Regions from separate parts of the Mus musculus genome. Here region 1 is linked to region 2. A link is a contact called in ENCODE Hi-C or POLR2A ChIA-PET data. All regions are on one chromosome and are shown on one strand. The core of a region is the stretch at or near the end of the contact, and the rest is flanking DNA. Distances in the headings are between cores, read along the strand shown.

Region 1 (5,216 bases), core at 82-2,581, 91 kb before region 2:
AGCCATTTCCTGCAGCTTCTGACGGTTCGGGCTACGGAAGGCCATTCTGTCGTTAAGACCACGGACTTTGAGTACAATTTTCCTTTAACATTTCAAGTCTGTACTCTCCTCGTGCTTCGGGATGCAGTCACCCACACCATGCCCTCTGCCCCACCCTGCGGCTCTGGGATCTTTCTCAGCAAATAAGATCAACCAGAATCCTTCACTTTCCACTCCACAGCTTTAGGTCTAAGCCCTGTCCCACTTAACTGTGCTGTGAACTTCAAGACCAGCATCTTTCAGGAAACACACAGGATTTCCCCGCTGGCGTCTTCTTCTTGTTCATCCCTGCTCCCCAAATCCCGAATCTAGATAGAGGACAACTTAGACTTGTCCTCGGGGCGCTTATTGCCCAACATCCAAAGCCTGGGATATAAACCACACGGAACATCTGTCAAAAGCACTTTACAGTGGACGGGTGAGTCCTTCTCTTTGCTCAGTTAATCAGAATACATCTACATTCGGTTTTCTCTGATTCTACAGGTGAGGCGGGAATCGGAGACCCAAAAGGTCAAGTACCTTGCCCACGGAGCGGAACCCTCAGGCTCCTTGGTGCTCTAAGGCAAACGTGTACTGCTGAGACTCCGGTAGACCTAGGTTTGAATCCCCGCTCAGCCCCGGAGTTCAAACAAGCCACTTCACTTCCTCGTGCCCATGTCTCCTTCTGAAAACAGGATTTCGAATTCGGGACTGTCATCATGCGAGTAGAAGCAGTGCCTGGAGCAAGGTCGCCGGAACTATAAATGTGAGCTCCCTTTCAGACCCCGGCTTGACGAGCTGCTTCTCCGATTTCTACAGCGGCTCCTCCCTTTCAGAGCTGCCCAGGCCACTGGGGGTGCCAACTGTGGAGCGCTGTGTCGGTCCTGACGCTGCATCCGGTACCAGGAATCCTTAAAGAAGCTCTGGGGAGAGCGGTGGGCAGCGAAGCGAAGAGGGGAGGCAGGAGTCAGATAGAGGGGGCTGGGTGGAACAGAGAGAAGGCTGGCACCCACCGCAGAGGGGCCCTCTACCCCGCCTGCACCTGAAGTGTCCCCAAGTGGCCGATGCCCGCCCTCTTCCCTCCCTTCACCCCAGCTTCTTCCCTTCCTAGCCGGCTCAGGGTGGTAGCCCCAGTACATCCAAAGGCAAAGAGTGGTCCTCTGCTGCGTGGACGCGTGGGCACTCGGGCTCTGCGTCTCCCGCGTCCCCCGAGCTGCAGCCCCGCCTCCTGCCCGCCCCGCCCCCTCCCCGTCCCGCTAGCAGGAGGCGGGGCGTGCGCGTCGGGCTGGGGACGGAGGGGGACGCGCGTGCAGCAGCTTCTCTCCGCCGGAGCAGCCGAGCAGAAGCCGTGGCTGCCGATCCCCCGCGGACTGGCAGTGGGCGGGGAGCGGAACTCGGGAGCCGGGCGCGCGTCGCCAGACAAGTGTTTTTGTGCGAGGCCGCGGTGGCGGCCACTTCAGCTCTCTGAACGCACGGTGCAGGGGATGCGAGCGGCCGTGGCGGCTGTGCCAGGAGGATCCGAGCGCCGTTGACCTGAGCGAGGGGACACACTCCCCCGGGTCGGCTGAGTGCGGGGGAGGGGACGGCGGGAGCGCAGGGTGCACGCCGGGCGGGGCAGGGGGTCAGTGATGACCGGGCGCGCGGGGAGGCTGCACGCCGCCGCCGCCGCCCGGAGCATCTGCCGCCTGAGCTGCGGATCGCAGCCGCCGCCCGGGCCATGGAGACGCTGAACGGCCCCGCGGGCGGCGGCGCCCCGGACACCAAGCCGCAGCCAGCCGGCCAGCATCACCGCCACCACCACCTGCACCCGCTGGCCGAGAGGAGGCGGCTGCACCGCGCACCCTCGCCCGCCAGACCCTTCCTCAAGGACCTGCACACGCGGCCCGCCACGGCCACCCCCTCTGCGGGCCGTGCCCCGACTCCCGCGGCTCCTCGCTCGCCTAGCCTTGCCGGGAAGGCGCCGCCGTCGCCCGGGCCCCCGGCCGCGCCCGGTCGCCTCTCCCGACGCAGCGGTGTAGTCCCCGGCGCGAAGGACAAGCCGCCGCCGGGCGCCGGAGCCAGGTCGGCGGGCGGCGCTAAGGCCGTCCCGGGGACCAGGAGGGCGGCGCGCGCGGGGCCGGCGGAGCCACTGTCCCGGGTTGGGAGGCCGACTGGGGCCGAGCCACCGCCTGCCGTCGCGAAGGGTCGCAAAACCAAGCGCGGCCCCGGGACGCCTCCAGCTCGCGCCGTCGTGCCCCCGGCTCGCGCCTCCCGGGTCCCCGCCGTGACCCTCTCTGTGACCTCGGTGGCTGGCTGTCGTATCAACCACACGGACAGCAGCTCGGATCTCTCCGACTGCGCCTCCGAACCCTTGTCTGATGAGCAGCGCCTACTCCCCGCCGCCAGCAGCGACGCTGAGTCGGGCACCGGCTCCAGTGACCGGGAACCCATACGCGGAGCACCCACTCCGAGCTCCGGATCCCGCGGGCCGCCGCCGGGCAGCCCCGAGCCCCCTATCCTGCTCGCGGCGCCCCCTGTCGCCAGTGCCTGTCTCGGGGGCCGAAGCAGCCCAGGCGGGGCCTCCACAGGGTCCCCGGGACCCGGTTCTCAGGAGGATGTTGGGGGCCGAGCGCCACCGGAGCGGACGATTCTGGGGACCTCCAAGGAGCCTAGCCTGGGCGAACAGCCCCGGCTCTTGGTGGTGGCTGAGGAAGAGGAGTTGCTGAGGGAGATGGAGGAACTGCGCTCGGAGAACGACTACCTCAAGGTGAGCAGCAGCCGGGGTGGCAGGTGTGTCTCGGAAGCCGACCCGGGATCCCCTGGCTTCCCTGGGGTCATGTGAGCTCGTCTCCTGGGGTCTCACTAATTCTTTACCCTTCTTTGCCCCTAACTGCTACCCAAAGCCGCTAGCTTCTGGTAACCTAACTCCAAACTTGTAGGAGGACCTGTAGGTCTGGTTCCCCCAGTTTTGCTCTTACTGTTTTGCCTGTCTTTGCTGATGCGTTTCGGGTGGCTATACATCGTTTTGGATACATTGACCCCTGCACTGTCACCTGTTGAAGAGGGTGATCTAGATGCCCAGCTGTAGCCCCCTACACGTGCACTTGGGTATGCTATGGTTTCCAGGTTCCAGACTTACCTGCAGGAGGACCTTCGAGTTCAGAAAGAGCTGGGGTCTCTTAGGTCTTTGGAATATAGCAGAGGGGGTTGCTGTCCATAGTGATAAACAAAATTTAAATTCAGAAGGGGGCGCCTTGAACTTCGTGTCTGGTTCAGGGACTGCAGTATTTTTGTGAGTAGCCCTTTGTAAATGACTGCAAGTAGATTTTCAAAGTCGGTGTCAGGAAAGGACACAGCAGCTCTTTCGAAGGAACCGTAGCCTCCCACATACCAAGTGTTATCCAGTGGGGCCTGCCAGCGATGGTCTTATTGTTATCAACTGGGATGGATAAACTGTCTCCAATTGGGATGGATAAACTGTCTCCGTGATGTTCTCTACAGGGCTGGTCTGCAGAGCAGGGGGTTTAGACAGAGTCGGGGGGATAAGTTAAAGGCAGTTGAGGTGAACTGGTAAGAGAAACCAAAGGGGGGTTGTAGTGAGAGTGACTTAATTGGCTGTAATCCTCAGGTTAGAAAATAACTCCAGGAACGGAAATCTGCTCACACATCTGTCAAGATCTTGTTGGGTATCCTCTCCCGGGGTCAAAGCCTGGGGTGTCCTTGATTTCTGTGATTTGAGCTGTTTTGTTTGCAGGTGGCGAACCTGCCTGAATGAGAGGCCCTGTGTTGATGCTGCAGTGGAGGTTCTGGGTTTTAAGGCTATGGTCGTGAAATACTCAGGCTGGAATTGTCACCTCCTTGTGGGTGCTCAGAACCTCATCATTGATCAGAAGTTACTTTGTTGATCAGTGATGAGTTAGGTTGTCCATTGCGGAGCAAGGCAGTACAGAAGAGAGAGATGGGAGCACTTTGGGATGCTCCCAACGATGCATTTGCCTTTGTCGTCTGGTCTTATGTAATAGGTAGCAGCGAGTGTTTCAAAGGTGTGGACGAGGAAAAACAGCTACGTGGTGTGTGGCTCTCCTGCAAGCAGCACTGGTGCAGGTTTGCCTGGCCAACTCAAGGGCTGGGCAGGGTGAGAAGGGAAACCATGCTTTTTAGCTCCAGATGTAAGCTTAACCTGTGTGGCCTATGACCTTCAGTAGTCCTGATCAAATCACATGAAAGCAAATTAAGACTGCTGAGCGACAGAGAATGGAGTTTTCTTTCAAGAAAGAGTGGTGTAAGAGCCCTGCCTGGGCAGGAGGATCTGTGCTATACTGCCTTACACCCTCCAAATCCCGCTGCTGATCCAACTCCAATCCCTCGGCAAGACCCTTCAGGTCTTGCCCAGGCTTACCCTGTCCTCCAAAGTGGTGTTCCTTTCTCTTTGCCCCTCCTGAGCCTGCATACCAGGCTGCTCAGGCTGCTCTCTGGTTTGCCAGCAAAGCTGTTCTCTAGCTGATACCCATCCGTTGCCTCCGGCCCTCTTCACTAGCTTTCCAGGGAGGAGAACCTCTGTTTTCTCCTCAGGTGAAAGGCCCATATTGAGTATCTCACAGTGGCCTGTGTCTGAAGGGCGGCAGAGATTGCACAGCTAAGGTTTGATTTGCAAGAGCTATTCAGTAGCTGCTTCCTGGGTGGGGGGTGGGGTGTGTGTGTGGGGGAGTGTCCTGGCCATCTGTTTGCTGAGCCTGTCTGTGAGTCCATCCTTCAGTCTCCTTGCACACACAGCAGGAGAGTCAGTGAGAGGGCTGAAGGAGAGCAGGAAGCCAAAGCCACTGCCCATGTGTGGATGTCATGCGTGTTATGGTAGTTCAACTTTCAAAAGAATAATAAATAATCCTACTGGCCTTTTCATAGGCCAGTGAACCTGCCCACTTGCCTAGGCTTCATTTGGACTTCGGTGACCTGTGGGCCGTAGTCATTCCTTTTTTGTTCATTTATTTGTTTTGTTTTTGTTTTGTTTTGTTTTTCACAAGGTAGCTAGAATGTACATAACATAAACGTAATTTTGCTTTTTGCAAAATTGATTGATGTTTCCCTGTGGTCCGCCCCACCCCACCCCACCCCCCAAACCCCGGTAGAGGAGTGTGCGCTTTTTGCACAGGACTCCCGAGATGACACACAGCATCTGTCTGGACCAGTGTTCTCTAAGAAGAAATTTGGTGTAGAGGATC
Region 2 (4,894 bases), core at 1,540-4,039:
GGACCAGGAAATAATAAGGCTGTTGGTATCATCCAACGAGTCTGAAAAGACTGTGGTTTTGTTTTTATTTTGTTTTGCTGAAGTTAAAACTGAATTGAAATGTGCAAACAACAACAACAACAAAAAATTGCATAGTTGGACTCTGGCCCAAAAAATTCAGAAAGTTCTTGTGTGCAGATGATCTTCCAGATCATGAAGTCTTTCTGGACCAGAGCCTTCCCTCTGTAGACCTGGCTGGCCCTGAACCCACAGAGAACTCCCCGGAGTTGATATATTTGTCTTTAAGCTTCCTTTGGATGTCCTCTCTTTTTACCCCGACACTGGTCCCAGCAAGAGGCCTCAGAACAGGCCTGAGAAAGGGGAGGCCAGTGTCTCAGAGACAGGATGGATTCTCCCAACAAAATGAAAAGAAAACAGCTGGGCTCAGTGTACTGTGGAGGTTTACATGTTTCTGGCTCCTGTTGCCTGTCCCTGGTGGAGACAGACCGAGGTTACAGTCTGGAGAGTGGGACTTGCTGTACCTCTTTGCTCTGAACTTTCGTTCTTTCTCTCTATATAAAATGCATCAAGACTGTAGGAGATATAAGAGCTATGATGAATAAGTTAGCGTACACGCTGGCACATACGAAATATTAAGTAGGGGCTACAGAGACAGCTTCCCAGTTAAGAGCACTACCTGCTCTCCCAGTGGACCCAGGTTCGAGTCCCTGTACCCACATGGTGGTTTACAACCATCTGCTGACTATGCATGCAGACTAAGCAAGACAGGTATAAAATAAATAAAATTTAAAGATAAATTGTAAGTAGTAGTGGCTATTATTATTGAATGACGTGGGCATCAAGAACTTTTAGAAGAACCAAGTCCATCCATGGCATGAGAGTCTCTAGAAATGTTGACATGGTGTTGTGAGTTCATGACAGAAGCTCCTTGGCTACCTGCTATTCCAGTATAGGGCTCCTGGGTGATGATAACAATTGGCAGTCACCTTGATTCTCTGGACTTGCTTGCTCCCACTGGCCACCTTCACTCCAAAGCAGTTTTGGAACCCTGGAGTCATAGGATATTCATTCTGCTGATGACTTTGGAACCCAATGTGCCTACAAACGTTAAGACTTAATTTTACTGGATGCAGTATTTGCTAATGCCAAAACCCGCCAGCTTGGCTGCCAGGGAAAGTAAAATTTCAATCTGCAAAGAGGCTGTAAAGCTCAGATTCTAATGTTGTTAGTAGTCACGTGACAGAGGAGTTGATCCATCGCAGGCTGAGCCTTTATGTGACTTGGTTATACATGGAAATGGTTGATTACATGTAAGAATGCTTTCCCCCATGTAAATGGGAAGGACACCACCCCCCAAAGACCAGATCAAAACTATTACAGTTATTATACACTTTCATTTTATTTGATTCTGTTTGCATCCCTAGAACCAGGAGCTCAGGGTCAGGAGCCACGGTGTAGGGGGTGGGACTCAAACTCTGGTGCACTGGAAGAACAGCCAGTGTTCTTAACCGCTGAGCCATCTCTCCAGCTCCTCTGTAGGTACTTTTGTGTGTTCATGAGTATCCTCCATGAGGACTGGTAGCTGGAGGGGCTGTTACAAATTTAAGAAGTTTTCTGTCTGCCCAATTTTTCAAATGTTAGATGAATTTTACTCTTCCTACTATTCTTTTATATATGTGTGTGTGTGTGTGAGTGTGTGTAAGTACACTGTAGCTGTCTTCAGACACTCCAGAGAAGGCGCCAGATCTCATTACAGATGGTTGTGAGCCACCATACGGTTGCTGGGATTTGAACTCAGGACCTTTGGAAGATCAGTCAGTGCTCTTATCCGCTGAGCCATCTCTCCAGCCCCTGAATTTTACTCTTAATGCCTTTTGTCACAAGGAAATATTAGTGTTGACAGTCAGAAATTTTTAAAAAGACCTAATAGACCTAATCACTGTCAAGATCAACTACATTTGCTTTCCCATAAATTTCAGGGACAGCTACGCCCTTCCAGGTCATTAATATGCTGTGAGTGATCAAGTTCACTTGTTAAATCTAAACACACACACACAAAGTGTCTTAAATCCTTCCCCTATGTGGCATTCTTTCCTGCCTGCAGTTAGTGGATTCAGAAGTTTCCATCCCTGTGACACAACAGTGTCTGTCACCTATGGAGTTCACGCCCAAGAACCACACAGTGGCGTTTAGGAATGTGTTTAGTAAGTTTGCATCTGTGCGTTCGTCAGCACTCATAGCCATCCTGCACCGCCTGTGACCTGTGATCGATGGTTATAGCTGCATGACTGAGAAGTGGTCTTGCCTGTAGACTCTGAGCCGGAGCCTGTGTACCAGCAGAGTGGAGCGGCAAGTGAGTTTCCTGGGACCAGAGAGTCACTGTGAGCCATAGGGCTCTGTTGTCCTGAGGCAGAACTTACTTGCTCGAGGCGGGATTTAGTTTCTAGTTTCCTGCGCTTTCCTGAGTAAACCAAACCAAGAACACCCTGACGTCATGGGATCAAGAACTCAGGAATTCAGTGTTTTATATCTAACTGGGGTCCTGGCTGCACATCACATCAAAAAGCCATAATTATTTAGAGCATTTAATTCAGACAAACCTTTGACCTGTATTTTCCTCGCTCCTCTTCTCACCTTTTCAGGTCCCAAGAGATGGAATCTCACCGTGTAGCTCAGGTTGGCCCAAAATTCGCAGTCCTCCTGTGTTAGCCTCTCCAGGGCTGGGATTACAGGGGCTGTATGCCAGACTTTGTGACATAATGCCCGTGCCAACACACACTAAAACAGAAATGAGAGTTTGGAAGTGTGCCTTCAAAGGCTGGGCAGGGTCTGGAAAGCTTTGTAGCTTTTATGTCAAGCGTAAACAGTGAGGTAATAGTTCAGTCTTGGGATCAGCAGACGCTGTAAGATGAGTTTTTCACCACTGGCTCTAATTAGGAACTCTCAGAAGCTTCCCCCCCCCCTCCCCGCCCTCGGAACTCAACGAGTGACCCTCCACCCCCACTTCCCATGCCTCTAAGAGCCACTAGGACCTCAGAGATTACTTCTAGCTCAGTAGCTGGCACTGGAGTGGATGATGTAACAGAGCAGCCAGCCTGACTCAGAGTCCTGGATGTCTGAAGTTCCACAGAGCGTCCTGACAGCTTTCAGGGGCTCCCTTGTGGCTTTTGGCAACTTATTGATTCCAACAGAGTTCAGAGTACCTCTGCTGCAGGTGCCCACAGCACCACCCCACGGTCTGTCTTCTGAACACATCTGCCGGGGTCTTGGCTTAGGATGGGACCATCTTGCCTCTATTCAGAGGTCGGAGGCCCCACCCACCTGTGCCTTCTGCAGGGAACCTGGCGGGTGCTCCAGCCCCCACTGACTGAGCCCCTCTGCTTCCCATCTCCAAGACACTCGTCAGTTAAGTTAAGCCTAACCGGGCTCTGTTCCCACAGGTGGTGGAAAACCAGCAGCTCTTCAGGGCCCTCAAGGCTCTGCTGGAGGACTTCCGTTCGGAGCTGCGCGAAGACGAGCATGCGCGGCTGCGGCTGCAGCAGCAGTACGCCAGCGACAAGGCTGCGTGGGATGTGGAGTGGGCTGTGCTCAAGTGCCGCCTGGAACAGGTACCTGCCCCTATTGCCACCTCCCTTGTGAACACTGAGTGTGTGTGTCTGTCCCCTCTACCCTATCCAGGATGGGTGGGGAAGAGGCACAGGTAGGTTCTCCACAGTAACTGTGCTGCAGGGTCAGGGCTTGAGGCTACCTTCAACAGTAGCATTTTGTTTTGCTATTTGTCCCCCTGGTGCTAAATGAGGCTATGGAGGAGCTCCACTGAAGGGCTGGCAGCATGGACCTGTCGACATATGGAGATGACCACAAGAAGCCAGAGCTGGCTTTTTTTTTTTTTTTTTTTTTTTTTTTTGAGACAGGGTCTCACTGTATAGTCCTGGCTGGACTGGAACTTGCTGTGTAGACCAGGCTGGCCTCACAGAGATTCACTTGCCTCTGCCTCCCAAGTGCTGAGATGAGAGGTGTGTACTGTGGTTTTGCGACCTCTGAAAAAGGCAACATAGGGCTGCCCTTTAGAAATTCCAGAACACTGGAAAGAGCTTCCACTCGTGGATAGGAGACCTTGTCAAGTCCAATCTCCTTTTTATACTGAGGAAACTGAGCTTGCCTCAAATCTGAGGCGGCGCTAGGATGGGAAGAGCCCGTGTGAACCACCTCCAGAGAGGATTTATAGCCCGGCCAGGGGAGTGTGGCTTGGGCTCTGCTGAGCTCAGCTTCTCTGTGTGTCTCCCACACAGTCAGCTGCTCCAGTGTGCTTCTGGGTCATTGTAGGGAAACCGGGTCTGTGTGATGTTTGGTCATTTATTGTCTAGCCTTTGTTGTGAGGCAAACTATAAAGTAATTAAAATTTTATACGAATTGGCTCAACCATGAAAGTAAACACTTCCCTTAAAAGGAGAGAGCTCATGAATAGCCTCCGTTGTGATAAAAGATGTAAAGGGCTTATTACTCCCAAGGAACCAGTTCTCCTAGGACAGCCCCACCCCCACCCCCCAGTTCACTTGCTTGGCCACATGACCAGCAGGCACCCCTGAAGATCATCTGCACTACCACCTGACCGCCCCCCTCAAGTTTGCCTGCATTACCACTGACCCCAGGTACCCTTCAAGTTCACCTGCACCTGTGTCCCCTGCCGCCCCCCCCCCCCCCACACACCCGCACTGCCATCCGTCATCAGATTCCACAAGCTCCCCCAGTCTGTCCTCTGACTTTAGTTTTGGGGCTTATAGTCTATATAGAGTCAGGAACATAGCCTTTCAGTCTAAGCCTTTGAGATGATGGACCCCTGGGTCACTGGGGAGAAATATACAGGGCTATTCTTCCATGAGCTGCGGTTTAA

The links. Hi-C counts contacts between places; a loop is a spot of excess contacts on that map. ChIA-PET counts read pairs that join two places held with the same protein, here RNA polymerase II (POLR2A).
Region 1: a map of left cerebral cortex shows a loop between it and region 2 (3-fold over the local background). The contact joins the promoter of Mtcl1 here to the enhancer-like site in region 2. A Hi-C loop is called at or near these places in 12 of 37 maps with a recorded cell type or tissue (Patski, gastrocnemius, heart and 1 more). POLR2A ChIA-PET finds 5 or more read pairs at or near these places in 4 of 5 experiments (Patski and embryonic stem cell).

What each region holds. Positions count from the first base shown.
Region 1 is chr17:66,445,865-66,451,080 of GRCm38, reverse strand. It overlaps Mtcl1 (microtubule crosslinking factor 1), which reads left to right and starts at 1,331. Exons shown (of 14, transcript NM_172963.4): 1 at 1,331-2,764. The coding sequence starts at 1,736.
Region 2 is chr17:66,356,736-66,361,629 of GRCm38, reverse strand. It overlaps Mtcl1 (microtubule crosslinking factor 1), which reads left to right. Exons shown (of 14, transcript NM_172963.4): 9 at 3,441-3,608. Among named protein-coding and RNA genes, the nearest start is that of Mtcl1, 91 kb to the left of the region's middle. Within about 2 kb of position 2,789, at least 2 of the 3 ENCODE cell types and tissues checked have a DNase peak (open chromatin) inside an H3K27ac peak, as active enhancers do; they include gastrocnemius and heart, where a contact is called at or near this core.